Regions from separate parts of the Homo sapiens genome. Here region 1 is linked to region 2. A link is an interaction called in ENCODE POLR2A ChIA-PET data of the cell type or tissue named here. Cell type or tissue: CD4-positive, alpha-beta T cell. All regions are shown on one strand. Each heading gives the region's core, and the rest is flanking DNA. Links, peaks and the distances in the headings are about the cores only.

Evidence for each region. Peaks named below come from ENCODE experiments on the same cell type or tissue, not always from the same donor. Only the 100,000 strongest peaks of a DNase experiment are listed, where the experiment ranks them.
Region 1: POLR2A ChIA-PET joins it to region 2 with 5 read pairs; 6 of 35 experiments call an interaction of 5 or more read pairs at or near these places.

Annotation. Positions count from the first base shown.
Region 1 is chr7:150,653,512-150,669,781 of GRCh38, forward strand. LOC124901774 (a long non-coding RNA gene) reads right to left here. Exons shown (of 4, transcript XR_007060589.1): 3 at 8,184-8,295. Among named protein-coding and RNA genes, the nearest start is that of GIMAP2, 24 kb to the right of the region's middle. RefSeq lists enhancers at 7,852-7,901, 10,574-10,793. In CD4-positive, alpha-beta T cell, for the core only: no CTCF peak of the experiment used is centred there; no DNase peak of the experiment used is centred there; H3K27ac peaks cover 295 bases.
Region 2 is chr7:150,501,784-150,518,053 of GRCh38, forward strand. It overlaps GIMAP7 (GTPase, IMAP family member 7), which reads left to right and starts at 13,089. Exons shown (of 2, transcript NM_153236.4): 1 at 13,089-13,162. It also overlaps the pseudogene STRADBP1. RefSeq lists enhancers at 12,811-12,970, 12,981-13,240. In CD4-positive, alpha-beta T cell, for the core only: no CTCF peak of the experiment used is centred there; a DNase peak (open chromatin) is centred at 6,628; H3K4me3 peaks cover 1,421 bases; H3K27ac peaks cover 1,408 bases.

The DNA.
Region 1 (16,270 bases), core at 6,396-8,895, 150 kb after region 2:
ATACAAAAAAATTAGCTGGACGCCATGGCGGGTGCCTGTAATCCCAGCTACTTGGGAGGCTGAAGCAGGAGAATCGCTTGAACCTGGGAGGGGGAGGTTGCAGTGAGCCGAGATCATGCTACTGCACTCCAGCCCGGATGCCAGTGTGAGACTCCATCTCAAAAAAAAAAAATGATTTTTTCTGTCTCTCTCTCATCTTTGGCTTTTCAGTATGGGATAGAGGGAAAAGTCCACAGAGAAGTGCGGAGCCCTCCCCATGGACTCTCCAATCCAAGGCTTGCTCCCAGCTCACCTTCTGAGCAAAGTGTGGATCATTTCCTTTGCCCTCCCCTGACCTATTTATCACATGATGTCAATGAAAATGTACAATCATGGTTTGAGAGTAACCAAGGACAGGCTGTAGAGTGCATGGTTAAGAGTGAGTGTGGTAGAGTCACACTTCAACTCAAATATTTTTATCATTCTAAAATCAAATCTTCATAACAGTCAATTCAAAGAAGTCCAGCTTCTGCTCTCATTTCTATTCCCTCCCTCTGTACACAGGTAACTTTTTCCTTCCTTGTTACTCTTTCTTGCTTTCTTCTTTTATTTCTTCCTTTCTTCTACCTCTCTTTTTCTCTTTTTCTTCTTTCCCTTCCTTCTTTCTTTCCTTGCTTGTTTTCAAAGTATATCTTTCTATTGTCATCCTTATATTTATGTATCTATATGAAAATATATAACATATAAATATAATAAATATATATGCAAAAGTGTATCTTGTGCCCCTTACTAAACAAATGATAGTATCCCTTACATTATTTTATTCAACTCATAATTGAATAAAATACTTAGCAATATATCCTGGAGATGATTTTACAACTCTCTATAGAGATAGTCTTCACTACTTTTTACAATGAAGAAGTACTTCATTGCATAGATGTATCTAAGTTCATCCCGCCAGTCTCTTATTCATGGTAATTTGGATCAGTTTTTGTCTTTGCTTTTTTAAATAGTACTCTTCCAAGGAGATTTTTGCATAGTTCTTTCTATACTTTTGCCAGTGTATTTTTGGGCACATTCTTAAATTTGATAATGTGTGTCAAAGGGTAAATCCTTCTTTATTTACCCCCATAGGGCTGAACTCTTTTGCTTTCCCTTCAGCAGTGTCTGAGAGTTTCTGTCTTCCCTATACTTTTGTCAAGAAAGTAGGCTGTCAAACTTTAGGAGTTTTGCCAAATCTATACATGAGAAACATTCTCTGGAATCTACCCCTTTTCCAAGGACTTTTGGTTCTGGTTATTGGGTAATAAACAAAGATTTGGACACTTGATGTGCTCATTGCTAGAAGGTGTCACTTTTTCTAAGCTCGCCTTAGCAGACAGAGCTGGGAAAGCCATGCGTGCAAATTTACATATGCAAATCCACATACTTATGTTGATTTCTGCATCTCTCTATCTACATGCTTTTAAAAAGCAGTAAGTTCTATTCTTATTTGTAACTTGTTTGTGCAACATTATTTGCAATATACATACTACTTTGTTCAATCCTATTGTTACTGATAGAGTTGTCCAGGTTCTTGAAGTGTTGAACAAAGAATTGAACAAAATGCACAAAGTAACAAAAGAATGAAGCAATGAAAGACAAAGCAAGGAAGTAATGAAAGCACAGATTTGTTGAAGACAGTTTACAGGGTGGGAGTGAGCTCCAGCAACCAGCACAAGAATCTCCTTGTTACAATGCTCCCCAATGTTTTTATATAGCCAAAATAACTTGGCAACACCTCTAGGTGCCATTTATTTATTTATGACTGAGTCTTGTCTATTGCCAAGGCTGGAGTGCAGTGGTGCAATCTCGGCTCACTGCAACTTCTGCCTCCCAAGTTCAAGTGATGCTCCTGCCTCAGCCTCCTGAGTAGCTGGGATTACAGGCCGCATACCACCACACCCACCTGGGTGCCCTTTAGAGGTCTCCAATTGGTTACACCTTATGAAGGATTGGCCTGTGACCAATCAGAGAATAAAGTGGAAACTTATGTCTTGTTATCACAGGAGCAAGGATGTGGCCTTTATGCTGCCTAATCTTGCCTAGAACTGTCGGCACCTGCTGTTTTTTTGCTTATGCCTTAACCCTTGGTTACCTTAATTCCCTATTCTCCTGTCTCATTTCCTGCTGAGAGACATGATCCCCTTGAATCTTTATGGGAGGCAGAGGCACTGAAGATCAGCTTTCTGTAGCTGCTTCCTGCTGGTCACGGGCATTGTCCCTGCCTATTGAGAATCCTGGCTCTTTGTCCCTAGGTAGTTAGGTCAGTGTCCGTGGGCTGCAATGAAACTTGTACTTGGTCATAAAAGGTGCAGCTAGCTTGATCCAGTTGTGACAGTTGAGTATCTTTGGCTCGATTTTGGATTTTGTTCCAAAACTGACTGAAACCCTTGCACAAGCATCTGTAAGTGAGGGAGCAAAAATCAATTAACATTTTACACCAGGGAAAATTGGTAGGTATTTACTTATCTTTTGGCTTTCTTTTAAACAGGTACTTCAGGTCTTCCACAGGTTCACAGGTATAGTGGCTGGAGGGAGCCTCCAGTTCCAGGTCCAGGGCTTCAGATATTGCAGACTTAACCCTGGAAAGATGTATCCAACAATCTGATCCTAGTGCTTTGACTGTGGAAGGCGTGGCCAACACAACGGAAAACAGTCCTTTCCATTTGGGTTGTAATTGTTGAGCAGGTGACCCTTCGTTCCATGTTTTAACAAGTACCTTATCTCCTGGCCTGACCTTGGTGCGCTGGTTAGTTCCTGGTACAGGGAACCTTTGAGTTCCAAACTTTTTGTAAAGCCTGCTGAAATTGTCCCAGGTTAACTAAGTATTTTACTAAACCGGCTGCTTCTGGATCAATCATTAGATCATTAGTTTAAAATGGCCTCCCATATAATATTTCATATGGGCTCATATTAATTTTTGCTCTTGGGGAATTACAAATTCTTAAGAGGGATATGGGCAGTAAGCTGATCCAAGTTTCTGTTGTTTCCTGATGTAGCTTAGCTAATGCCCGTTTTAGAGTTTGATTAGCCTTTTCTACTTTCTTGGAGGATTAAGGCCTCCATGCTGAATGTAAATAGTATTTGATTCCAAGAGCCTTAGTTATGTGAGAGTTATTTGGGAGTTATAAATAACCCTTGAGTTATTTGGGAGACAAAAGAAGGCTGTGATCACTTTGGAGGCTTTGGGGTAACCCAAACTGGGGGAATATTTCCTTCAAGAGAAACTTTATAACCTCATTAGCCTTCTCTATTCTGGTAGGGTAAGCTTCAACACAGCTAGTAAAAGTGTCTATTCGTACTAACAAAAACTTGTATCCTTTACAACCTGGCATGTGGGTAAAGTCCAGTTGCCAGTCTTCCCCTGGGTAAGTTCTCCTTCTCTGGACTGGTCCTATTAGAGGAGGCATTTTGTTTCCTGGGTTGTTGAATGCACACAGTGAGCAGGTTTGTCAGATCTGCTTAACCACTGAAGCTAAGTTAGGCCCAATGAAGAATCTGTTTACCAGACCAGAGTGGCATCTCTTCCCATATGGAAAAAGTCATGAAGATTTTTATAATTCTCCATTGGGCCGTTTGAGAGAGATACATTTTTGATCCCATACACCACAGGATCCTTGTTTTTGTCCCCTTTGCTCCTTTATTAACTGTTTTTCCTGTGATGTGTATTCAGGTTCTATTGGGAAATCGTAGAAAGGAAGCAGTGCTAGGATTTGTTGAGATTGCACCCTGAACTGCTGCTTTGGCTTCCCTATCTGCCTTTTTGTTTCCTTGTGCTATAGGGGTTAAGTCCTTTTGATGCCCCCTACAATGGATTATAACTATGATGCAGGATTTTGCTCCTTAGCTCAGCTAGGTCTTGGTCCTTGTCTCACATCCAGGAAGAATTAGGCACACAGATACCAGAGAGTGGCTGCAGTAGAATTTATTAAGCAAAAGGAAAACTCCCAGCAAAGAGAGTGGTCCTGAGAGCAGGTTGCCATTGCACCCTTCACAGTTGAATATCCAGGCTTAAGGTGCAAATTCCTGGCAGCTCCATCCCATCCTTCCAGTGCACATGTGGGCCCTTAGACTGAGTGACTCCAAATTGATTTATTTCCCTTACTGCACGTGTATTAATGAATGGAATTTTCCACTGCAGGTGTGTTTAGGCAAGCCCGCTGTGCAAGTTTCCTCAAATGTACAAAACATCTGGTATAAGCACTTGTGGGGCAGGTTGGAGGTTCTCTGGGGACCTTTCCCTTACTGTCTGCCTAAAGCAAGCTGGCTAACTCCTTTCAGCTATGGCCTCTGGCAAGTATATTGTTTCCCGTAGTTGAAGAATTTCACACCCATGCTTTATGGAGAAATGCTTATCAGTTAGTAGTCCTGTTTCTTTCCAAATTTTGGCATGAGCATGAACCTGAGACCCGCACATTTAGAATCCATATAGATGTTAAGCTTTTTCCCTTTTCCCAATATTGGAGCTCAGGTAAGAGCAATAATTTCAGCTTTTTGTGCTGACGTACCCAGGGGCAGAGGCTGAGCCTCAAAAACAGTGTTATAATTAGGATTCTCTTTTAGGGTGCTAACTCCCAGGGCAATGTTAGTGCTGGAGTACCAGGCATACTGTGAAAGGAGCCAGGGGTGTTAGAATGAGTGCCTCAGCTTAAAAGGGACACATTTGCATGATAGTAACAACTTGACAAAAGAAAAAGTTTATAAAATAAATTAATTATTGAGTATGAATATACAATCCCTGGTATGTTTCTGAAAACATTAGTCTTGCTTACAATAGGACTATATTTACGGAAAAATTTAAAGGAATTAAATATTTAATGGATACAATTTGGGATACAGCATGAAAGTATTTCTTCTTATGGGAACAATAGTGCCATTAATTTCCTTGATGCCTGAAATTCTATAAACTTATTCATTATAGACGTTATGAACTATCCTCGTCTCATTTCACATAAAACACAAATTTCCTCTACCTCATTTCAAATTTTAGGTAGAAGTTTATGAAGTAGCAAAAGAAATAAAGGTAATTTATCCACATAACTATTTTGGGGAAACAGAGGATGCGACTAGATTAGGGAAGGCATGGAATGGAGTAGGGTCATTGGTCTATTTACCAACGTCACTGACTTTGACCTCTTAGGAGTGGTAACTGCAGCTTTTTACGTTTAGTCTTCCTTGCTAAAGGTCAGGGAAGAGTGGCCTTCAGGCTTCCTTGGTAAAGGAAAGGGGAGGAGAGAAGGGAGCATCAGTGTGAGATTCCCAGGGTACCGCCTACCTACGCCCCTCCCCACTCCCCCAATATGGATCCCGCTGCCTGGATTCCTCCTACTACTCTCCCTCAGCCCTTGATTCTGTCTATTTTGGGTCCTTAGTTGCAAGACTGCCTTATTTTATGCATTATTTATGACCTGTGCATCGTCTTATTCCTCCAACGACACTGAGCTTGTCTCTTCTCAACAGTGTTCTCAGCACTGTACGCATGGAAGGGGCACCATGATGAACTGCGCAGCTGAGTTGAAATGAGATCAAATGGGAAGGGCAGTGAGGGAAGGGCCGACAGTTTCCCGTCTGTGAGAAAGCAAGGCTGCTGTTGTGCTGACTGCCGCAGCAAGCAACATGCTCTGGAGGTCCCTTTTTATGTCGGACTCCGTGGCCTCAGTTTCCTTTGTGAGTTTATACTCATTGACAAAGGCAGGCGGTGTAAGGTAAGAAGTGCTGGTCTGGAGCATGGACCCTCCTCCCTGGGCTGCCCCACGGTCTAGCCAAGACTCATTCCTGGACACATGGTCACTTGGGCCAGCTCTGTCACAGCCAGTGTCCATCCATTTCCCATCACATCCTCTGCATCCAGGTTTTCTGACTGAAGCCTCACACCCTCAGGGCCAGGCTCCCTCCTCCTTCCAGAGCCACCTCATTTATGGAAAAGCTCCCTCAGGTGACTGAGATGACACCAACTCTGCCTCCATCCCCTTTCCCTTTGGGAACCAAGATACCTAAAGAGAGCTTGTGAGCTCTGGGCCTTTGGGTGTGGGAGACAAGGCACCAACATCATGAATAAAAGCACAAAAAGACAATGAAAGATGAATGGGATATTCAAGACAATTATCTCAGGGGCTGTTTCTGGTTATAGGCTAACAGGTGGGGGTTCTCACGACAAAGCCCCTGGATGGATTCCACAATGTCCTAATCCCTGAACAGGGGGTCTTCTCTTTTCCCTAAAAATATCTGTATGTGGGCCAGGCACAGTGGCTCACGCCTGTAATCCCAGCACTTTGGGAGGCCGAGGCGGGTGGATCACGAGGTCAGGAGATCGAGACCATCCTGGCTAACACGGTGGAACCCCATCTCTACTAGAAATACAAAAAATTAGCCTGGCATGGTGGCGGGCGCCTGTAGTCCCAGCTACTAGGGAGGCTGAGGCAGGAGAATGGCGTGAACCCGGGAGGCGGAGCTTGCAGTGAGCCGAGATTGTGCCACTGCACTCCAGCCTGGGCGACAGAGTGAGACTCCATCTCAAAAAAAAAAACAAAAACAAAAAAAAAAACTGTGTGTTACAATTTTTTTGAATGGAAATTGCTTCTCTGGGGTTTGGAATCCACAAATTGCCGTGTTGCACATGTGGCGATAATAATGATCAACAGTGTCATCATCACCTTTATCCTTTTCTGAATTCTCTCTATGAAGCACTTTATCATCTTCAAAGTTCTCATCTCTATTGTTTTAGCATGTCCTCTAACATCCCTATGATATCGTCTAAATAGATATTAAAATCTGCTTTTAAAATATTCAAAAACTGAGCATGACAGGATGCACTGAAGCCATGCAGTTAGTTATGAAGCCAGTATGTTCTTAATAAAAAATCCATTCTAAATAATATTTGCAATGAGGTATACTAAGGCCGATAACACAAAACAAGATTGACAAGCTAAACCCTTCCACTAAAACCAGCTGGATAATTATTTTGAAAATTCTTAAGTGATAGTTTTTCCAACAATAAATCTTAGAAGAATAGACTGGAGGCATTCTAAATAGGATAATTTCCATGGAAAATAACCTGGAGTTTTTAGTTGAGCCAAAATCAATAAGAACCAATGGCGCAAAAAACCTTTCACCAAAAAAGCCCCTTTAACTCACGCTTTCTTAACAGAAGCCCTGGATCCAACAGGAAATAATATTCCCAACTCTCTGTAAGTTTATCAGAAACATAGATCAATTCCAGGGACTAGACTATAGGAAATATTGGCAATTTGGAGTGTTCAGTGGAGTGTAGCAAAGAATATGAAGGGAGTTTGTAAAATAATTATATATTATTATACATTATATAGAAAATAGTGAATGAGCTCACTAAAAGCTTCAGAAAAAAGCTGCTTGGCAGTTATACAGATCTGAAGAAATTTGCTATCAGTTGATATGCAAAGCAGAAAACAGACAAATGGGTACCTGTTTCAGAAATTTTTTCACCATGAAGGGAACTCTAAATAAGATATCCAAAGATGAAAGATGAAAGTGGGTAATGGCAGCAAGAGAAGACTAGTGTTTGAAAAGGGAACTTAGAAAGCTTGATGACTTTAGCCATAAAGCTTGACAATTTCAACCATGAGTAAAACAGAAGTTAAAGTTCACGCAGGAGAGTGACGTGAGGAGAGCTAATGTACCTTCCCATTTTACTAGTTTGTAATTCTGACTTTTGGTCTCACAGTAGGTCATCTGCAAGATTGGGACCACATAAAAACTTCCATGTGGTTTTTGAGAGCAAATGTTTTAATCTGCCCTCTTCACCCTCAGAAGTATCTCCTCCAGGAATCTACTCCAGTGCTTACATTTCAAACTCTTAGGATTTAGGGTTTTATTAATTAAGACTCTGTAAAACCTGTGGTTTAGCACACATGAAACTATTTACTAACACCTGAAGCATGGACATGGGAGGTGATATGAGTATGAGGGAGAGAGAAACGGGCTAGAGAAACGGGCTTGAGAAAGTGCATGCACATGAGCAGGTCAGGGTTGAATCTCCAGGCAACAGAGACAGTACAGCCATCTCTCCCACCCTCTCCCCAAGGAGACCTCACAAAGGCATTATCCCTCCCAGCCAGTCTTGACATACAGAGTGGAGGGTTGAGTAGTGAGCTGTCGAATGGGAAAATCGTGCAGTGCAGCCTCACCTGATGGTAAGATTTTAAGGATGTGTGTAGGCCTCTGTGAATTCAGTTTTCAGATCTTCCTGTGGCATTTCTCCATTTTTGCTCATGTGTTTAGCATTTGCCCAGTTTTGCACTGTATCATTTCACGAAGATCAAATGGGATGTGAAAAGGACAATAAAATTATTTAAATGATTAAATAATAGAAAGAATAATGCAAAGACATGCTGAAGAAACAGTTATTTTCCAAACATCCAGTAATCTTTCAGCAACTTGACTGGCAGATTTCTCTCCAAATACCTCACATGAGCAGTTGATGGGACATATTTACCAACTGTGCTCACCGTTAGCAACCTTGCCCAAAACCTAAATTCAGTCTGTTCTAGTCAACACCTGAAGCCCATTTTCTCCTCTCCTTTATTTGTGCAATGAATGGTATTAAGGTGTTCCTTGTGCCCCAGCTAAGGATTTATTATTTTCTCTTAGGCTGGTCTGCAGCTCCTTGTGGGCCAGTCCCTGGGTCCCCATGATGGCTCATGAGCTCCAATAAAGAATCACTGGGGACAGGTCCTGTATTAATCCCAAACATTCTTTCCATTAGACTGAGAGTTTGCTTGAGGTCAGAGATTCATGACTATCTTGTGGACATGTGATTTGCAGAGCCCAGCAGAATAAACACAAAAAATTATTAAGTAAGTGAATTTTGTTACATACCCTTTACACAGAAAAATTATTTTCCCTAGCAGAATAACACATGAAAAATTGAGTAAATAAAATTTATTACATATCCTTTACACACGAAAAAACCCCTATCTTTTTCACAGTGTAAATAGGTCTGTGCAGAGGAATATTTTTTTGCTTGTTAAAACTTTGTTTCAACATAACTTTGCTTACACAAATACACTCATATTGGTTAACAGAATGCAATTTAAGTTTAACTTATCCTACACAATTTGGATCAAAAACTTGGTACATGGTTTAAGATTTTTAAAAAGGATTTGCAATCTGGTTTATTTTTATCTATTACAAATGTATAAAAGATCCTTAATAAAATGCTGCTAAACAAGGCAGCAAGAACCTTTGGTTTGCTTCAGAAAAATAACACATATTGCACTGCATAAGTTTATAAAACTGGTGCAACAAAACATTGTTGTATGCCAGAGACATTGTTTCAATGCCAGTTTAGAAAGTTCAATAACTAATGGGTATGGAAGAGACTGGGAGAGAACCTATGTCCACATGTGAAACTGTAAAAGCTATCTGATTTAGTTAGTATTGCATGTAGATTGTAAATTCACACAAACCAAAATTCAGATACTTTCTAAAAGCAGAACTTCCATTCAACCCAGAAATCTCATTACTTGGTACATACCCAGAGGCATATAAATCATTCTACCATAAAGACACATGCACACATATGTTTATTGCAGCACTATTTACAATAGCAAAGACTTGGAACCAACCCAAATGCCCATCAGTAATAGACTGGATAAAGAAAATGTGGCACATATATACCATGGAATACCATGCAGGCATAACAAGGAACAAGTTCATGTCCTTTGCAGGAATATGGATGGAGCTGGAGGCCATTATCATCATCAAACTAACACAGGAACAGAAAACCAAACACCGCATGTTCTCATTTATAAATGGGAGCTGAACAATGAGAACACATGGACACAAGGAGGGGAACAACACACACTGGGGCCTGTTGGTTGGGCAGTGGGAGAGAGAACACCAGGATAAATAGCTAATGCATGCAGGGCTTAATACCTAAGTGATGGGCTGATAGGTGCTGCAAACCACCACGGCACACATTTACCTATGTGAAAAACCTGCATGTCCTGTACATGTATCCTGAAACTTAAAATGAAATAAAATAAAAAGAATGTAGGTTATCATTGCTTCCAAATAGGCAGCAAATCTAAAACTAAAACTGTCAGCAGTTTAGGCTTTCAGAACTCAGTTGTCAGATTCCTGCATGGCAGGTTAGGCCAGAGGCACCTGCTTCAACTAAGTGGTCATCTTGCCTACTCCTGAGGAAGTCAGAAATGGTCATTGTTGGGTCTGTCTGAATAAGGCCGTGTGTGGGTCTGCAGACTCAGAGAATAACTCTCCTGTCACCCTTGGGTCAGCACCAGCCTGGGGAGGGTCTACAGAGGGGCCTGAGCACAATTCCGCAAGGTGTCCGTGGAGAGACTCCTCCTCATCCCAGTCTGGCCTTCCAGCCATCCAGAGCACATCCCATGTGTAGGGAGGGGACATGGGCCCCAATTCTAACTCTGTCCTGTGTGGAAACCACACTGTATGTGAAGGCTGAGATAACAGATGGAGGAGGTGAGACAGAAAATGGCTGTTGCAGCCACAGGAAGTAGTGTTGCTGCATTCACAGGTAAATTTACAATAAACAGTCTTGCTTTCATATCTTGAGAAGGTTCTGGGAAATGGGCTCACATCAGTTGTAGACCACAGACCTCCTGGGGACATGCTGAGAGGCACATGAACAAAAACCTCTACACTGTATAATAAAGAGGTACAAACTTCTACAAATGGCAGGTAACACTGGTTTAAGAAAAATGCTGCATTGCCAAAGCAAAGGAAGAACTGAAACTATGAGGAGACATTGTCCAAACCTAAGTGCAAAGCCCTTGGGATGGAGGCGATCCTGACTCTTGAGGCCTTTTCTTCCTGTCCTGACCCTCCTGGGCACGCTTTGCTCCCCCATGATATTGAGGAATAGGTCAGAAACCAGGGGCTTTCAGGGGAACAGTATGGTTTGTGGTAAGGTGAGATAGGGATTGGAACATGAAGAAAGGGGGGCTGAGTGCCCATGTCTCTCAGCACAACCTGCCTCCTTGGTTATTTTGCACCAAGAGGGGGACAAAGCTGACATACTGGCCCCTCAGTCTCTGCAAGTCAACACTGTGTGGAATCTCAGGGGTCAGACCCCAGAACTTCGGGCTTTTACGAACATAGCTCCCTGGACAGGGCACTCTACTCCTCACCTCCCAGGGTTGGCATTGTCACTCTCCTGGTCTGGTCACCAGGTATGGTCTCCATTAGGGATCACAGGTCCTCAGAACCAGCCCTGTGCAGTTCAGCTGTGTTCCCACAGCTCTCTGAGAACTGAGTCTCTGTTGATGGGTCATTTGGCCAGCCTGTGCTAATGGGTGAGTAGAGTTTCGTGCTCACTGGGTAAGGTCAGAAATATCAGAGAACTTTGGATGTTGATGTGGGAAGAGAACTTAAGTCACCTCCCGCAATCCTCACTTTAACCATAAAACAAGCATCATGCCCCCAACCTTCATCTCCTGACCCCCAGGCTGCTGCTCTTTCCATGAGGTGGTGAACTTGTCAGTGGGAGGCACAGGTGCTAGGGTGCTAATGGCAAAGTCCATGCTGATGGGCTCCAGTGGAAAACCAGGGCCTCCATGCTAGCGAGGAGCCCTAGTGATGCAAACACAGTCCTGATGGATGCTACCATGCCACTCAGAGAGGGAAAGAATGAATGTGTCAATGCACCGCAGCAGAGACAATGCTGGGGGAGGCGGGCGGAGAAAGTCCCTACGTAATTTAATGCAGTACAACGAGGGCTTTTGGAGTTGATACCCTTCCCTTTGTTAATATCAATATAATTCTCTTAGTAGAAATTCCAGTTTCTATGACAGTATGAGAATGTCTCATGGCCATGAGTCATGCTTACAGGCAAAGGGGCTTTGCAACCATCTCTGATCACTCTAGCCTGGCAGTCTGCCTATGCCCTGAAATGTGCTCCACCACTCAGAGACAGAAATCATTGCCTATTCTCCAGACTGAATGAACTCCTAAAGCCTTTTTTCCCATAGAGATGCTAAACTCAGAAAGGATAAGACCTAAAAGTTGGAGAAGCTGGGAGGTGGCTGGGCCCCAGCATGGTGTGTGCACATGCGTTCTCTGGATGGAGGCAGAGCGGGCTCTGAGAGCAGACAGGCAGGCTCTGGAGTGGCCTTTTCAGGAAAGCCAGTGTCTCTGCTCTACTTTCTGACCTTCAGGACCCACTGATTCTGGGTTCAGCGTGGGACTGAGGAATGGGTGTCCCATGAGGTTGGATATTCCCTAAGGTAGTGGGGCTGGGAGCTGGGATCAGGATTAACAGGACACCATGCAAGAAAGAGAGAGGAAAGAGGGAAGAGCAGTGAGACAGAAAGAGGCACAAACTGACAGTGGGAGAGTGAAGTACAGGGTTTAGGGAGCAAAGGAGAGGCAGGAAAAGGAGAAGAACAGGGAGACTTTCTGTAGCTAGAAGGGACTTCTCTCTTCACTTCTCTAATGAGTCTGTACCCAGCAGATCAAGATTATGTAGCTCAGACCTACCATGTGTGTTGCTCAAGAAGCCATGATCACCTAGGTTACAGTTCACACTTCTTGGCCTGAAATTGACAGCTTTTATATCAGGCTGCAAACTTTCTTCACAGCCCCCTTGCTTCTATTCTGCTACCTTATGAGACTCGCAGCAAGGCGCTTGGGGTAGACAGACTCCATCTCTGATTCTACTTTCATTCTCTGAGTAACACTGGTTGAGTTCCTCATCTTCCTGAGCCTTATTTTTACTTCTTTAGACATGGACATGATAATTTCTACTTCCTACTGTTGCTGTAAGCATTAAATGAGAAGAAGATATAAAACCCAGGGCTGAGCCAGAAAGAATTAAGTAAGCGGTAGCTGTATCTGCTCTATAAGGGGTACCCATTTACTTTTTCTTACCCAGGCAATGCTTGTTTTTACCTTAAAGCCATTCACACTATTTCCTTCCACCTGTTTATTTGTCTGTCCCCAAAGTTCTCCACATTTCCAAATCCTCCCTTCCTTTAGTGCAAAATTCCTACATGACAACCTCCACAACTTGAGATTTTTTGATCCTCTGCTGTCTGTCAATCAGACAATGCCTCTTGGACTCCATTTCTCCATGTGTGCTGGTTTCATTTCCTCAGCAACATGGGAAGACATTTGTACAGATGGAGCCAGGTTGGTTTCTTCTTCTTTTTCCCCTTACTCCATCCTCTGCCACATGACAGATACATCAGAGATTTTAAACCTTACTTGGAGTTCATGTAAATGGCCCAGTCATTCTGATGGTCCCCAGGGGTGCTAGTTTATAGTATTAGCTCCTTTTCAGACTTACTGTGTATTAGACCAGTGGTTCTCAAAATGTGGGCCATGGATCAGCAGCATCAGTATGAACCGGAAACTTGTTAGGAAATATGGGCTCCATCCTTAACTCATGGAATCAGAAACTCTGGGGGCGGAGTCCAGCAATCTAAGTTTCAGTAAAACCCCCAAGTGAGTCTGATGCCTGCTAAAGTTTGAGAACCACTGAGCTAAAGCTTTGTCTGTTAAAGGACTCTCACCTATGATTAAATCAGCTGAAATGGAGATCATAAGAGAGTTTTTAAAAGCACATCTGAAATGTAAAATTTTAGGTGAGAAAAGTCAACATAAGACCCTCTCATCTAAGATCATCCTAGAAGAAACAAAATGGAGAGGTGCTGTGGGCCATCAGGAAACAGCCTAAATGTCCCTGAAAGTTGAGATGCCTCAGAAATAAACCTCCAACTTTTATTTGTAGCTGGGCACAGGCCCCAATTCCACTAGTCATGGCAGTGGCCCAACTTCAACAGTGCAAATGATACAGCAATGTCCAAGAGCAGTGGTTCTCAAAGTGAGGTCCCCAGACCAGTGGCATCATGGGAATTGTCAGAAATGCTATTTTCAGGCTCCATTCAAAACCTACTAGTTCAGAAATTCCAGGGATGTTGCCTAGCCATTTGTATTTTAATAAACTCTTTAGGTGATTCTGATGCAGGCTAAGGCTTGAAAACCTCTGTGCTAGCCACTGGGAATTCATCCTTTACGTGCACTTTTCCATTTAATTCAGACTGGATAGTTTAAATTGTTCCCACCTTAAGATGAAGGAAATTAGGCTCAAGTTTGAGTAAGGACACTTAGCTAGTCAGTGGCCCAGTAGAAACTGGAACTCAGTTCTGTCTAACTCCAGAACCCCAGTGAGAATATGGAGGACGTATTTTGGGTATATGTGATCACTGATGGACTGAGTAGTTAAAAATGTATGTGGGAGAACTTCAGGGCAGGATGAAGAAGGAAAGTTAGAGAAAGGCAAATAGAGCAGTCTCTGCTATTTTAATGGATGATATTCAAGCCTGGGATCTGTAGCAAGTTAAACCTATAGAGGTCATCTTTTTACAAGATGTGGCCAAGATAACAGGCAACAGACCACGTCAAAGAAACCTTCCAGTGGACCCCCAGCATTTAAGGACTTGATTTGTTTGTTTGTTTGTTTGTTTGTTTTGAGGCAGAGTCTTGCTCTGTCACCCAGGCTGGAGTGCAATGGCGTGGTCTCAGCTCACTGCAACCTCTGCCTCCCAGATTCAAGCAATTCTCTTGCCTCAGCCTCCCAAGTAGCTGGGATTACAGGCACCCACCACCATGCCCAGCTAATTTTTTGTATTTTCAGTAGAGACGGGGTTTCACCATGTTGGCCAGGCTGGTCTCAAACTCCTGATCTCATGATCCACCCACCTCAGCATCCCAAAGTGCTAGGATTACAGGTGTGAGCCACGGTGCCCAGCCAAGGGCTTGAATTGTTAACTCTTCACTTGAGCTATTAATATTTGATTTGTATTCAGCTCCTTTGACTTCCTTCTCAGTATCTCCCTGTGAGTTATTTTCCCCTTACCTAGCCACTGTCCTGATGGAAAACCTTTACCTCTGAGAGAGGAATGACAGCTCCAGACCAATGGGGTGCATGTTTTACTGAGGGGACTTTCAGCCCTTTCAGATCACACAGGATAAGACAGTTATCTACCCTCTCTGAGAACAGAGCTTGCTGCTATAGCAGCCCTGGGTCTTGTGGTTTCCTTTCACACACTGAAGTTATTTTTCACACTTCACAAAACACCTAGAAACCAAATGCCTCTCAACACTCAGGGAGATGAAACTCAGGAAGGACAGCAAGTGAAAATGAAAAGATATTATGGGAGAGTTTTTGGAGAGGAAATGGGGTAGGGGCTGACAGGGTTATGAGCAAAGGAAACAGAATGGGCTGGTGACCCAGTGGGTTCACCTCAAAGTTTACAGCCAGGGTTCCTCTATGCTCTCTTTGACTCACTTGTTCTGTTTCCATGCACTGAGAGGGTGCAGTTCGTGGGAGGCAGAGCAAGTGGAGGAGGACCACAATTAAAGCGACCAAAATTCAGATTATGTAAAGCCTGATGAGGGAGAAGGTTTTGAATTCATAATTCACACAGCCCACAATTACACATATCTGACTGTGACATACCTAGATTCAAGCCTGGAGTGTTTTTCCATTTTCCATAATAAAACATTCAGGATCCAAACTTAATTATGAGTTTCTGTAAAAAATCATCTGCTAAAATCTCCAGCCTCATTTCTACACAATGTGACTTCCCACCTTGAGGATCTAGCCATCCTTGGCTTTCTTTGATTAACTGAGAGTTCCATGTCTTCACTTACCTTGGAATATGCTTTATCTTCTTCCTGGAAATACTTCTAATCTCTTTCCCTAACTTCTACTCACTATTCAATTTCAGCTTAAACAATGTTGATTTTTCTAAGAAGTCTTTTCCAACTACTCCTACTATTAGTTTAGCAGATCCTCTATACACTCTTAAAACATCCTAGTGTTCTCCTTAATAACATTCATTATCCTACTGTTTTTGTTAACTGTCATGTTTGCCTGAGAAAGGAGGTAGTGATAGGGAAAAGGTGGTGATGGTAAAAATAGAAGAGGGAGGTTTTATAGGATGGCACAGAAGAAAATAAAATATTTGATTGGTTACAGTTATACAGTTACCTTATTTGGTCTACCCTGTTGTAAAGTCCATAGTTTTGTTTGCTGGCTACTTCTAATTAGTTGAGCTTAAGTTCTGCTTTTATTTAATATTAAACATTTACAAGAAATAGCTCAAATTAAGACTTGCTTATCTTTGCAAATCAAGCAAGGTTGAGGTCATTTGTAAGGCCTAACTGCTTTTGTCTGCTCAGGTATTCTCCGGGTCTGGTCTCCATTTTAATTTACTTTAACAAAAAGAGA
Region 2 (16,270 bases), core at 5,554-8,053:
AGACACATGCACATGTATGTTTATTGTGGCACTATTCACAATAGTAAATACTTGGAACCAACCCAAGTGTCCATCAATGATAGACTGGATTAAGAAAATGTGGCACATATATACCACAGAATACTATGCAGCCATAAAAAAGGATGAGTTCATGTCCTTTGTAGGGACATGGATGAAGCTGGAAACCATCATTCTGAGGAAACTATTTCAAGGACAGAAAACCAAATGCCACATGTTCTCACTCATAGGTGGAAATTGAATAATGAGAACACTTGGATACAGGGCGGTGAACATCACACACTGGGGCCTGTCGTGCAGTGGGGGATATGGGAGGGATAGCTTTAGGAGAAATACATAATGTAAATGACGAGTTGTTGGGTGCAGCATACCAACATGGCACATGTATACATACGTAACAAACCTGCACGTTGTGGGCATGTACCCTAGAACTTAAAGTATATTTAAAAAATAAGAATATATAACAATAAAAAAAGAGAACTGCTGATGCCTCTTTATATTTCCAGATAGTCATTTATAATATTTCACAGCTTAGAAATGTGTCATTTAAATACTATTTTCAAATTATCTTTCTTCATAACAAACAATTAAAAAACATTGAGCCTGCTCCACTGTTTATTAGCTATGTAAGTTTTCAGAACTTCATTGTTAGGACTTAGAAAAGTAGCAACACACATAAGCACCTGTTCCAATTGACAGCAATTTTTATTTTGTTTAGCTCACATCAGAGTCCAAAATGATAATGATTGCACCTCTGAGTAAGGCACTGGTGTGGGTTTGGAGACTCAGAGGAAAACTCTTCTGCCTCATCTCTGGGCCAGCACCAACTGGAAGAGGGACCAAAGGAGGAGACAGAGCACAGTTGAAAGCAATCTCCATGGTGATATTTCTTCTTGGCCCTGTCTGTCTCTTTCAAATTTCTTCTGAATACTTTAGCAGATGCAAAGATGGAGACATGGGCCTTGTAGCATAACCTTTCTAGCCTGTGATATGACCACAGCTTTAAGTGATGGGTAAAACAGAATGGGGAGGAGGTAAGGCAGGAAATGGCTGTGGCTGAGGCAGGATGCATTTGTTTCTTAAATGAATGAGTGAATTTACAATAAATCAACTTATAGCTCATTTCTTGAGGATGTAAGTGATTATGGGAAACAGAAAAAGAAAGGGAGTTAAATTGAAAACAAAATGAGGAAATTAAGATAATAGTGGAAATTGCACAAACCTAATTATAAATTCTAGAGAGAGGGTAAGATACTGAATGCTATCTGGTGGCTATGGCAACCTCTTAATTATTTTCCCAATTTCTGTTCTGCTAAGCATCTTTTGCTTCCACCATTAGTATTATGGAATGGTGAAGAATTCAGGAGCGTATAAGCAAATCCTGGGTTTTAGAGGGGTGGGGCTATAAAGACTGTGTAGGCAAGTATGGAAGGAATCTAGGATGTGGTGAGAGTAGCAGAAACCTATGGAAGACAAATACCTGCTTCCTTGCTTCATGCTTCCTTGGCTGTTCTGTGCCAAGTAACAAATAAAGCTGGTATCTGTAACTGTCTGCACATTACTCATATGACCACAGGGACTCGATAGCACTGGGAGAAGAGGGCTTGTGCTAATATTGCTCCCTCGTGTCGGACTCTTCAAGAGAAGTCCCAGGACTGTTCTGTCCCTTGTGGTCTCCCTTTGAGGATTATTGTTCTCTGCACCACTTTGTAGGTTTATAACTATATTCTGACCAACATACCACCTTATAGGTTTGTAACTACGTTCTGACCAACATCCGAGAAGTACTGTGGGTAGGTGGGCCAGGGCTCATGATTTGAGAGAGTCTGGGAATTTGTACTAATTTGGTAAGGCCTAAAGATACTGGGGCTTAGTAACATTATGTTTTCCCTTCAAAGCCGTAGATATTACTAGTGGCAGAATCAGACGCACACACTTTTCCGCTGACACTGCATTTTGTATAGTAATGGGAGACATCCAGTACTGATATGCTAACATGAGAATCTACTACTGAAGGTCATGGAACAAAACAGGTGTCATGGGGCTGACAGAAAGATACTGTTTACTCTTAAACAACTCAGATAAAGTTAGTAATCTTGTGCTGACAGTGTGCCCCAGGGAGAAGGCCCCTGTATATTCAATTGCATTAAAGCTTGTTTTGTTTTACTTTAAGGGATAAAACCCTCCTCTTTAGTGATAAAACAGTTGTTTTGATATAAATTGGGAATTCTGTAAGAGTAGGCAATTGGCTCCTGCTGGTGAGACTGGGACATGCTTTTAGGCAGAGGTGGCCTTATAACCTGCTCAGCTCTTCCTGTTTCAATTGTCTGCCTGCTCCTCATAGGATTCAAAGGTCTGTTTGCACACCTTAATTTCCTATGTCTGTCTTTAAAGGTAACACTTTTTTTGGTCTTGGTGTATATAAATTGATGACAAAAGTTAAATACTTCTGCAAAAGGATCTGAGTTTGGAAAGGGTAAAGTAAAAGGGAGTGGGTTGAAGGCACCTGCAGAGTCAGAGAGACCTGGCAAATGAAAAGTCCCCGAGGAACAGTCTCAGGTAGTGTCTAAAATGACCTTCGGAGAAAGCCACAGCTGCTTCTCTCATCAGTGAGACTTTCATGTTCCATCTGGGCCAGATGTGTGGGATGAGGAATGAGGAAGGATGTACAGGTGCACTTCACTTTATTGTACCTCATTTCATTGCACTTTGTGGATGATGCGCTTTTTACAAATTGAAGATTTGTGGCAACCCTGCATCAAACAAGTCTGTTGGTGCCATTTTCCCAACAGCAAGTGTTCACTTTTTTGTGTCTGTGTCACTTTTTGACAATTCTCACAGTATTTCAAACGTTTTCACTATTATCTGTCCTGATGATTTGGGATCAGTGATCTATGATGTCCCTATTGTAATTGTTTTGGGGTGCCACAATCTGCGCCTTACAAGATGATGAACTAGTTGATCATTGTGTGTTCTGACTGCTCCACCATGCAGCTGTTCCCTTGTCTCTCACCCTTGCCTCAGGCTTCCCTATTCCCTGACACAACAATATTGAAATCAAGTCAGTTAATAACATTACAGTGGCCTCTAAGTGTTCAAATGCAAGGCAGAGTTGCACATTTCTCACCTTCAACCAAAAGCTAGAAATGATGAAGCTTAGTGGGGCAGGTATGTGAAAAGCTGAGACAGGCCAAAAGCTAGACCTCTTGCACCAAACAATTAGCCAAGTTTGAATGCAAAGGAAAAGTAATTGAAGGAAATTAAAAGTGCTACTCCAGTGAATATATGAATGATAAGAAAGCTAAACAGCCTTACTGCTGATATGAAGAAAGTTTTATTGGTCTGGATAGAAGATTAAGCCAGCCGCAACATTCCCTTAAGCCACAGTCTAATTCAGAGCAAGGACCCCACAATTTTATAAAGTCTGACAGAGGTGAGGAAGCTGCAGGAAATAAGTTTGAAGCTAGCAGATGTTGGTTCATGAGGTTTAAGGAAATGACCTGTCCCCATTACATAAAAGTGGAAGGCGAAGCAGCAAGTGCTGATGGAGAAGCTGCAGCAAGTTATCCAGGGGATCTAATTTAGATCACTGATGAAGGTGGCTACAATAAACAACAGATTTTCAATGGAGACAAAGCAGACTTTTGTAGGAAGATTATACATCCAGGACTTTCATTGCTTGAGTGGAGAAGTCAATGCCTGGCTCCAAGGCTTCAAAGGGCAGGCTGACTCTCTCATTAGGGGCTGATGCAGCTGATGACTTTAAGTTGAAGTCAATGCTCACTTACCATTCCAAAAAACCTTAGAGCTTTTAAGAATTATGTTCAATCTATTCTTCCTGTGCTCTATAAATGGAACAACAAAGCCTGATGACAGCATATCTGTTTATAGCACGGCTTACTGAATTTTTTTTTTTTTTTTCTTTTTTTATTGATCATTCTTGGGTGTTTCTCGCAGAGGGGGATTTGGCAGGGTCATAGGACAATAGTGGAGGGAAGGTCAGCAGATAAACAAGTGAACAAAGGTCTCTGGTTTTCCTAAGCAGAGGACCCTGCGGCCTTCCGCAGTGTTTGTGTCCCTGGGTACTTGAGATTAGGGAGTGGTGATGACTCTTAAGGAGCCTGCTGCCTTCAAGCATCTGTTTAACAAACCACATCTGGCACCGCCCTTAATCCATTTAACCCTGAGTGGACACAGCACATGTTTCAGAGAGCACAGGGTTGGGGGTAAGGTCATAGATCAACAGGATCCCAAGGCAGAAGAATTTTTCTTAGTACAGAACAAAATGAAAAGTCTCCCATGTCTACCTCTTTCTACACAGACACAGCAACCATCCGATTTCTCAATCTTTTCCCCACCTTTCCCCCTTTTCTATTCCACAAAACCGCCATTGTTATCATGGCCTGTTCTCAATGAGCTGTTGGGTACACCCCAGACGGGGTGGTGGCCGGGCAGAAGGGCTCCTCACTTCCCAGTAGGGGTGGCCGGGCAGAGGTGCCCCTCACCTCCCGGACGGGGCGGCTGGCCGGGCGGGGGGCTGACCCCCCCACCTCCCTCCCGGACGGGGCGGCGGGCCGGGCGGGGGGCTGACCCCCCCACCGCTTACTGAATATTTTAAGCCCACTGTTGATACTTCTGTTTAGAAAAAAAGATTCAAAATATTACTGCTCATTGACAAAGCATTTGGTCACCCAAGATCTCTTATGGAGATATACAAGGAGATTTCATGCCTGCTAATACAACATCCCTTCTGCAGCTCATGGATCAAGGATAATTTTGACTTTTGAGCCTTATTATTTAAGAAATATATTTTATAAGGCTATAGTTGCCATAAATAGTGATTCTTCTGATAAACCTGGGCAAAGTAAATTGAAAACTTTCTGGGAAGGATTCACCATTCTAGATACCATTAACAACATTCATGATTCATGAGAGGAGATAAAAATATTAATGTTAACAACAGTTTGGAAGAAGTTGATTCCAACCCTCATAGATGACTTGGAGGGGTTCGAGACTTCATTGGAGGGAATCACTACAGATGTGGTGGAGGTAGCAAGAGAAGTAGAATTAGAAGTGGAGGCCAGGTGTGTTGGTTCATGCCTGTAATCCTAGCACTTTGGGAGGCCAAGGCAGGAGGATCACTTGAAACTAGGAGTTTGAGACCACACTGGGCAACACAGTGAGATCCTGTCTCAACAAAAAAAAAAATAATTAGTAAGACATGGTGGTGTGTGCCTGTAGTCCCAGCTGCTTGGGAGGCTGAGGTGTGAGCATCACTTGAGCCCAGGAGCTCAAGGCTGCAGTGAGCTATGATCACACTACTGTACTCAAGCCTGGGTGACAGAGTGAGACCCTGTCTCTAACAACAACAAAAGAAGAATGTAGGCTGAAGATGTGACTGAATTGCTGCAATCTCATGATAAAACTTGAATGGATGAGGAGCTGCTTCTTATGGATGAGAAAAGAAACTGATTTCTTGAGATGGAAATGACACTATGAGAATGAAAAGGCATAAGAATGATACAATGGACTTTGGGGACTTGGGGAAAGGGTGGGAGGGAGGTGAAGAATAAAAGCCTACACACTGGGCACAGTGTACACTGCTCAGGTGATGGCACCAAAATCTCAGAAATCACCACTACAGAACCTATCCCTGTAACCAAACACTACCCAACCCCCCAAAACCTATTGAAATAAAAAATAAATAAAATCTCCTTCTTCATCTCAAAAAAAAAAAAACTACTTTTGGCGAAGATGCTGTGAACATTATGAAATGACAACAAAGGATTTAGAATATTAAATAAACTTGATAAACAGCAGCAGGGTTTGAGAAGATTGACTTCAATTTTGAAACAAGTTCTACTATGCTTAAAATGCGATCAAACAGCATCACACATGCTACAGAGAAACATTTTGTGAGAGGAAGAGTCATTCTATGTGACAAACCTCATTGTTATCTTAGTTTAGGAAATTGCTACAGCCACCCCAGCCTTCAGCAATCACCATCTTGATCAATCAGCAGCTATCAATACTGAGGCAAGACCCTCCACCAGCAGAAAGATTATGACTCACTGAAGGCTCGGAGGATTGTTAGCATCTTTTAGCAATAAAGTATTTTTAAATTAAAGCGCATATATTGTTTTCTAGACATAATGCTATTGCACATGTAATAGATTACGGTGTAGTATAAACATAACTTTTATATGCCCTGAGAAACCAAAAAATTCATGTGGCTCTTTTTATAGTTACATTTGCTTTATTGCAGTTGCTGGCATTGAACTTGCAATATCTCTGAGGTGTGCCTGTAGTATCTATAAAGGGGTGAGAAGGGTACTCAGCATACAGTAAGTGATCAGCAAGTGTCAGCTAGTAGCAGTGGTGTCAGCAATAGTAATGGTAATGGTAATACTCTTGATGTCAGTCCCAGGATCGTGGTTTGGTCTCCTTAAGCTCACGTATTATACAATTTCACATCATAGGTGTCCAGATACATAAATAGAACTGAAGGCCCTAAAGGGAGAGACAGAGTTGGCGGGCTTGGAAAGCACTTACCTCATGTTACCTATGCACTGCAGACAGCCTCAGCCTCCAATTCCAAGAAAGGACTGTGCCTTATTAGCAGATATGAAAGTTCTCAGATGCTGTTGATTCATGGTTCAGCAGCTCCTCCTCTGCCTGTGTATCTGAAAACACTTCCCTCCTAAGTCTTCAAAAAAGGCAAAATCATAAGCCTTTGCTACAAAACATACCTTCCTTCAGGCAGGGATCAATGTGGGTACAGACATTGGGCCTGACCCAGTTTGTCTTCTATCTGGACCGTCGGATAGATGATGGGTGATGAAGGCACCCAGGGACACCGGCACTAGGGCCATATCTAGAGTGTGATGTCTGAGAGTGGTTTTCACTTAATCAGGTACAATAAGGCCACTACTGAGGAATAGTGATTAACATTCTATGTGAGGCTAATGCCTCCAAAACCCTTCAAAACCCTCCCAAGAAAATTAACATGGTAGCTGTCATCTAGGCTCCTCGTCTCACAGGCAGTAAGTCAGTCCACTACCTGTCACGCTGGGAACCTCTGCAAATTTTGGAGACCTCACAAAAAAGGAAAATTCACCTACATTTATAAGAACTGCATGAAAAATCTATTGGAAAAAGTGTCTTTGTCTTGGTTTTCTACATTTGTGATAGAAAAACAAATAATAGAACTTTTCAAGATTCATTTTGAAAATTTCCAAATAGAAGTTCATTCTTTGGCATTGGTAGTTATTTAATGCTGTTAGGCTCTGGATTTCCTGAGCAAGCTTAGGAAGGCCTATCTGGCTAATTAAAACTCTTGCTGTATATATGTAAATAACCAAGCTGTACATAATAATGGCATTGAGGGATCAAGAATAATTGTTGGAGATTATGTATGATCACAAGGTAGAAAATGACATTAAAATGATCCAACATGTGGAAATAAGCAAAAGGCATTATTGGGTATTCTTTCTGTGTGATGCGAGGCTTGACTACTGTCTAAGATACTCAACTCTGTTGAGAGGTAACTTGCAATTTTGCTTATAGACAAGTAAATAATTTTTTTGTCTGGCAGAACGTATACCCCAAAATTACATTTTATGGCTGATATGGTTTAGGTCTGTGTCCCCGCCCAAATCTCATGCCAGATTGTAATCCCCAATATTGGAGGTGGGGCCTGGTAGGAGGTGATTGGGTCATGGGGGTGGTCCTTCAGGAACAGTTTGGCACCATCCCTTGATGCTGTTCTTGCGATAGTGGGTAAGTTCTCATGAGATCTGGTTGTTTAAAAGTGTGTAGCACTGCCGCCTTCCACTCTTGCTCCTGCTCCAGCCTTGTAAGATGTGCATGCTTCCCCTTTTCCTTCCAACATATTGAAAGTTTCCTGAGGTCTCCCAAGAAGCCATCATGCTTCCTGCACAGCCTGTGGAACTGTGAGCCAATTACACCTCATTTCTTTATAAATTACCCAGTTGCAGGAATTTCTTTATAGGAGTGCAAGAACGGGCTAATACAATGACTATCTTAGGAACAGTCATTAAATGGGCACAAGGGAAATCTTATCCCCCTACAAATTACCCAAGATTCTCAAATGTCCTTTGAACTAATTATAATGTCTTACTGGTTTTCTCGTTAATCAATAAGTTAAGTAAAATCTTTTACATGCATGTATTTTAAATTTGCATGAAAGTCATGACCTTGCTTTTTTTTTTTTTTTCCTAATTTTACTTTAACAGGAAACACAGAGAAATACCACAAGCAAAGCCTCAGTAGTGGGACTATGAGACACAGAGAAGATTAAATGACTTGAGGAGGGATCTGCTGGGGTCTGAATGTTTGTGTATCCTCTTCCAAATTCATGTATTGAAACCTAATCCTGAAGTGATGGTATTAAGAGGTAGGGCCTTTGGGAGGTACTTAGGTCATCATGGTGGAGCCCTCGTGAATGGAGTTAGTGCCCTTATAACAGGTTAGAGAGAGGCTCCCCGCCCCTTCCACCATGTGGGGACACAGCAAGAAGGCACCATCTATGAATCAGGAAACACACCATCACCAGATAACAAACCTGTCAATACTTTGATCTTGGATTTCTCAGCCTCCAGAACTGTGAGAAACAAATTTCTGTTGCTTATAAATTACTCATTCTACAGTATTTTGTTATAGCAGTCCACACAGACTAAGACAGGATCATTAAAAGCATTTGCTGAGCACCTGTGCTATTTCAGAAACTGCCTTTATACCTCTGTCTCCTTCAGCTATGTAAAATAGGTATTAACAGGAACTGTGATTGGAATTTTAGGTAAGCAGAGCTGCACTGAAACATTAAGTTGCCTCTCAAGGAGAGGAATAGAGGAAGATTTGGCCCAGAAAGAAAGATTGAAACACTGTAACAATAGCTGAATTCCAGGCTAAGCAATAAGGATGCTAAACCTTATGCAGTAAGAACTTCCCAACTACCATGACATGGACTGTCCGCATGGGCTTCACCAATTCATTGCAACTGGGACTGCAAAGGAAGAGATCTAGGGTGTTTCACTCTCAAAATGCATACACTGTCCTTTCTTATTTAACCACCAATTTTCTATCACAATTTAGAATTGTATCCACTAAAAGAAATGTTCAAGATCTAACCCCTAGGACTTGAGAATGTGACCTTATTTGGGAATAGTCTTTGTGATGTAATCAAATTAAGATGAGGCTGTGGGGCAAGCTCTTCTAATCCAATGACTTTTTTCCTTAGAAAATGAGTGAAATTTGAATAAGCACACAGGGGAGAAAACCGTGTAACTCTGGAGGCAGAGATTGGAAGGATGCATCTACAAGTCAAAGAGTAGCAAGGATTGCCAGAAACCACTAGAAGCCAGAAAGAGGCAAGGAAGGATCCTCCCCTAGAGTCTTCAGAGAGAGTGTGGCCCTGTTGACACCTTGTGGCCTCAAGAACTGTGAGATGATAATTTTTTCTTGTTTTAAGCTACCCAGTTTGTGGTAATTTGTTACAGCAGCCCCGGAAACTAATACAGACTTGATATTGGGAGGAACAAGTGACTGTTGCTTTATATAGCAGAGCAGTCTTTGCAGATGTGATTAAATTAAGGCTTTCACAGTGAGGAGATTATCCTGGATTATCTAGGTGGGTTTAAATGTAAACACAAAGATCTTTCTAAGGGGGAAACAAGAAAGTCAAAGAAGGAAGACAATGTGAAGATGGCAGGAGAGATTGGTGCGACGTGGCCACAAGCCAAAGAACACTAGTAGCATAGAGATGCTGGAAGAGGCCAGGAACAGATTCTCTCGTGGAGCCTCTAGAAGGTACCCTGCTAATTAGCCTGATTTTATCCCCATAACACTCATTTTGGACTTCTGACTTCCAGAACTGTAAGAGGAAAATTTTATGTTGTTTTAGGCCACTACATTTTTGGTAATTTGTCATGATAGCAATAGGAAGCTGATACTCCAAGGTTACATAATCTGTGTAAGAGCTAGGACAGTACTATACCTTTCATCTCCTGTTATTATTTGTGCACTATCTTAATAAGTTAAGCTTTGCATTGATTTAGCATCATGGCGGCAGAAGAAAAGCCCCGAGTTTTGTGCACACACACACATACACATACACACAAAATCAAAAACATAATGTTCTTTTTTTATTTTTATTTTTAAACACAGTATTCTTTTTTAATACATTTCAAGCGAATCACTTAATGTGAGTGAGGCTGAGTTAGATGTTACCATAAGTATTAACAGAAGAAAAAGGGAAAGTAAAGACATTTTCCCTCTACCATAAAAGGGTCTGATGCAAGATAAACTAGCCTGTTGGTTTAACAATAGCTCATTAAAAAGGCCAGACAATCTGGGAGAAGAAGATGTACTTAGAAGCACTATCCTTTGAAGGACCATTCCCAAGAGGACAGCAAAATATTGAAAAAATTAACTGGCTCAAAAATTATATTGAGAGATCAAGACAGTTAGCCACAGCTTAGAAAAATTTCCTGAATAAATAACACTAACTAGCTAGGTTAGTAGTTCTGATGTTTCCTTGGAGTTGTCATAGCACTCTGTGTGAACCAAAGGGACTACAAACTGATGCCCCTTTGAACAGAGTGATTTGAATAGATTCTCCAGTGCACCAACTGTATTTTCAAGTATAATTCTGGTATTTGTACCTAGCAATACAGAAGAAAAAGCAGCAAGGAGAAAGTGTCAAGTATATAGGACATAAGATGATTTGCCAGCCCTAGCTAGAATTCCCAATATGAATCTTTTTCATCAGGAAAACCACATTCTGGCTCAGTCCAAGGTAACACCGGAGGCAGTGATATTGATGGCTTGTTATAAGCAGGAGGCAACAGTGAAAGTACCGAATCCTGGCTTTCTTCTTTCATCTGTTTGAAGAAAACATGGGACAATAAACTGCTTGCTGATGGCCTTTTCTCCGGATCTTGTTGCAAACACAGCTGTACCCAGCTAAAGAAGGCAGGAGAGAAGGTTTTTGAGGATGGTGTGTGTAATCGGTCACTATTTACTGTGTGAGTTCCACTGGAGACAAGCACACTTGCTCCAATCCCAGAGTCTACACCTGACCGGGAATTTTTCATTTTGGATTCTGATTGAGGGAAAATACTGATATCCAATGGGCTATAAGGGGGACCTTTCAGTTTCTGTTAACAGCATCTGAGTTCTATGCACGTCCTGGAAAGGCACCTGCCCACTGGCTAATTCACATGTTGTAATCCCAACACTGTAAATATCTGACTTCACATTATACCCATGTAAATCCTGTCTCAGTAGTTCTGGACTCAGCCATGGCTGCACTAATGTGCTGAACTGTGGGAAATCATACACAGCCCTATGCCTCTGTCCATGCTTAACCAAACTATGCAGATGGGACAGGCCAGAGAGGGTCACTAGGCCATCACCAGAAATGAGGATATGGCTGGCTTTAATTCTCCTGTGAATACAGCCATATTGGTAGAGATAGTTCAATCCTCTCACTGCTCCAAAGAGAATGTTTCTTATTAAAGTTTTACTCATTCCTTCAGGAAAATAGGTCCTCAAGAGTTGTCTTGCTGAACCATAGGCCATAAATGGAGAAATAACCCAAAGCCAGCTGCCAACAGTGAAAACTGTCCAATAAGTTGTAATATTGGGATGCCGGAAAAAGTGGGATAGAATCATGGCTTTCTGTAAAACTTTCAGGCGTTCTTTATTGCCGTTTTCCAGATTTGTAATTTTTGTAGTTACCAGCGTTCCCGTAGGAGTATGCCGTGCTAGATGGACAGAAGTCAACTTGTCAAATCCTCTTCCTATTTCTACTTGGAGCTCGTAGTGAGAAACGTTGGCGGAACATACTACTTCACTGGCTCTAGTGGATGGAGGCGACCAGGAAAGGGTTGGCTCTTCGACCAAGTATTGATGGATACTGGTTTCAGACTTGTTTTTCATGTTTGAGTGATTCAACTTGTGTTCTTGAACTAAAGCTCACAGAAAGTGACAAAAATCCAAATATTCCAAAGAAGGCTTTTGTTTTATCTTCCTTTGAAGATGCAGATATATCCTACTTAGCGGCGACGACGGCCAGCGACTCCCTACAGGCTGCCAGTGGTGCGGACCTGGGCGGGTGCCGGAGCCCGGATCACAGAGGGGCAAGGCGAGCGCTCTAGGCCCACTCCTGGCGTGGGGCGCTGGAGGGTGGCAAGGCCGCGACAGGGGCTGTGGGCTTGGAACTCTAAACATAGTATTCTTACGTAGCCAACTGGAATATCTGGTCAACCGTGAGAGCTTTGGGAACCTGCCTCTCACCTCAAGAAACCTCCAGAGCAGATTGGAACCATCCACTGGGTAAATTCTGGAAAATCTGTCTCTGCCTGAGACTGGGGTAGGAAGATGTGGGGTAGAGAGGAAGGTGGGGAAGGGATGTAGGATCTATTCCTTGGGTGCATCTTTACTTGTTAGGTCATGCATATTTTCAAACTTGGAAGAATTATACGAAAAGCAACTAGAGAAACTATGTGTTCATGGGCAGATTATTTTTCCAGGCGTCACCTTCCTTTTTTTCCCTTGGTTCCTAATGATTTAGACTCTGCCTTTGAGCCTCAGTGCTGTTAACTTTTGAATGAGTAACTTGAGGCCTTCCTGAAAGACTATAATAAAAAACCCATATTATACAATCACTAAGAACCCCCAGCTCTACGCTTGGAAATGGCAAGGTATATGCCTGTCTCTCTTCTTCCCCAAATCACCCCTCAGCCTCCCACTCCACCCTGGGAAGACAATCAGGTCCTGTGCCTTGTTTTCTAGGCAATATTTGGGTCATTTAATAAGGCTCTTTTGCATCCATCACTATAACCTGAAGCGAAAAATGTAGCTTTGGAAATGGTGTTTATAGCAGGCCCATGGGCAAAACGTTTCAACCGGGCAAAACTGAAGCAATCACCAGATTATGGAGCCGTATTTCTGTTTCTTTAAAGACAAACATTTTTGTGTGTGTGGCTCCACCCAGCCTGAGCTTCCTGACTGAGAGGTTTTGGTGGCGGTACAGACACTTTTAACTCACAGTAAAAGCAAAAGCAACAGCTCAAGCAGCCTCCTTGGAGAAAACCTGAAAATTCAACTTGTTCAAGAGAAGGTGAGCCTGGCTGAGAAGAGGGTCTGGTGCTATTGGGCTGCGAAGGGCAGTGGGGACAGGGTGTGTGGCTGGAGTGGACTCTGCCCTTAGGAGGGACAAGGCACTGTGCTAAGCAGCACTGCATAGAAGGTGCTGTGGGAGGGGTGAGTAGAAGGGGAGTGAGGAGATTTGTTTGCATGGAGCCCATGCATCTCATATGTAACAGGACACACATGGCTGCATAGTGCACCCTCCACTCACTGGCTGTTGTGATAGACACAGAGTGTTGCCTGATAACCTTCATAAGAAATTAAGGGCTCCTAAGACAGATTTGTAAAGGTGACAGGCAATTTAGAGTCCACCTGTCTAAGTCCCTCTTCTTACAGAAAAAGAATCAGAATCCCAATCCCAGAGATTTTGATGATTCTCCAAGGGGTACCCAGATCACTCATGGCGGAGGAACACTAGAATTCAGTCTGCTGACTTTTTCCAGCATTAAGCAGAGACAAGCTGTGTCCCTAACAGTGTAACATGTGGGGCTGCTGCGCCATTCAGTACAAAAAGAGTTGCCATAAAAGACCTTTATAGAAATCACTCTATGAAAGCCTAAGGACAACCCTGCAAGATTGGTTTTATTTTCCTTTTTTATAGCAGAGGGAACTGGATCTCAAGGAGCTACGAAATTTTCTAGAACCGGTGGGTCTGGCCACAGTTTAGAACTGTTCACCTCTGTTGTAAATGCTTTTGTCATTTCTCAGCCTTTCTCTTAGCTGGAGGTCCTCTGGATCTTCCAGGAACCACTTGAGAAAGTTTTAAAACTTGAGAAAGTTTTAAAGTGATATTTCTGACCATCTCTCTCACGTTTGGCTTCTCAATATGAGAGAGATGGAAAAGTCCACGAGAAATGCGGAGCCCTCCTCACGGTTCCCTTATAACAGGCTGGCTCCCAGCTCACCTTTTTGCAGAAAGCGTGGATCATCTCCTTTGCCCTCCACTGGTCTATCTCTGTGCCATGTCAATGAAAATTTAGAATCATGGCCTGAGAGTAGCCAAGAACAGGCAGTAGAGTGCACGGTTAAGAGTGAGCATGGTAGATTCAGACAGACTTTGAATCGAATGTCTTCTCTGCCCAATACCTCTTAGCACAGTGACCAGGGGCATGTTTCCCAGAATTTTTGAGCCACACCAGCTTCCTCATTTAAAAAATTAGAATAATAAAATTAGTTTCACTGTAGAGTATTTTTGAAGAATAAACGAGATATACAAAACATGTTTTATCAGGGTGTTCTGATATGCAGTCTCTGCTCGATAGTGGTTACACTATACATGGGTTAATTTTTTTATTTGTGAAAAATTTATACTTATTCAAAGGTAAAAACAATATAAGGAACTTCCATGTACCTATATTAAAATCTCACAGTTATCAATTTATGCCAGTCTTGTTCAAATATCTGCTCCTATTCTCAACTCTATCACAGATTATTTTGAAGCAAATGTCAGACATTACATCATTTTATCAGTAAATATTTGAGTATGTGTCTCTGAAAGATAAAGACCATTTAAAAACATTTCCACAATTTCATAAACAGCCTTCAAAAGGCAACTATAAATTTTAATACTACCAGTTGTATTCAGATTTCCCTGAAGATCTCATAATTTTTAAAATTGTTTGAGGTAGGATCTAAGTAAAATTCATACATTACAATTGTTTGACATCTCTTATGTTTCACTTAATGTGTAGGTTTTCACCTTCCTTGTTTCTTTGTGTTAAATTTCTTTGTTTAAGGAAGGGAAGGTCTTTTGTCCAACAGAACTGGGCAGTATTCATACTGCTGATTGCATCCTAACAATGTCATTTAACATTCGCTTCTAGCTCCAGTGTTTTGTGTGAATTTATATGAATGGGGAGGTTGGATCAGATTAAAGTTTGACTTTGTTTTTTTAGTGGGAATACTTCATAGATGCTATCCTAAACTTCTATTAGAAGGCACATATGTTTGAATGCCTCTCTTTTTGTGATGTTAGCAGATGTTAATGATTGTCTAGAATGAATTTGTTTCATTAAAAGTTACCAAAAGATGATATTCTATCATTCTTTATTTATTTATTAGATGGAATAGTCATACACAAAGGAACTTTCATTCAGTGATTCTTTCATTTTTGTGAGATATAGTTAAAAGATGAGATGTATGAAAGACAAAATAAATGCTTCTTTCCCTTTAGTTGTCAATGTTCAGAATGATGAGTCACTTTCTTAGCATACTCCAAAGGGAGCAATTAACTTCTTTCAGGAAGATGGTGTTGTTATCAACTACTGGATTTCAATATATTTGGTATATTTTAATCCATTGGAATAATCTTTATTAATGATGCTCAAATTATTCCATCTTTGTCCAGTTGGAACCTCTTTAAGGTAGCTTCCAAGCCCTTCTGATAAAACTAAGTAATTTTTTATAGCATCCCTACTTTCTAGTATGAAAGATGTTGTAGGCTAAACTTGTATGTTTACTGGCCCAGACCTGGAATCAGTACTTTTTCCTAGTAGTCCTAATTTCTTTTGTGGGAAATACCATTTGAAGATCACAATCTGGGCATTAAGTGCACTCACTGCTACTTGGCTGACCATGGTTTATGCCTTTTAGATGGACTTCAAAACAGTACACACACACACACATACACACACACACACAGTGAAATTATTAATACTACATTTTCAAGCCTTTCAGGACAAATCTTTGTGTGGTTCATCCTTGACACAAGATACAGTTAGGTTTATTTGTTCCGTTTCTTTTAACTTTTACTGGTGTTTTAAAATATAATTTTTATTGTATAATTATGTAAACTATTTAAATGTTCTCAAGATCAAATTTGCAAAAACAAAGGATATTCAAAGAAGTCTAATGACCATTTTCTGTTCCTGTCCCTTGTACCTTGTTTCTCTCATCTTCATATAAATAATTCTTTTGTTTAGTTTTCAAATGGTTCTGCCATTGCTTTTTCACATGCACATAAAAATTATTTATATATATAAAACTAATATTCCTTCTTCTTATATAAATGATAGTAAACTATACATTATTTTCTTCACTTGGCTTTTTTTCACTTAGCAGTATATCACAGAGATCTCTT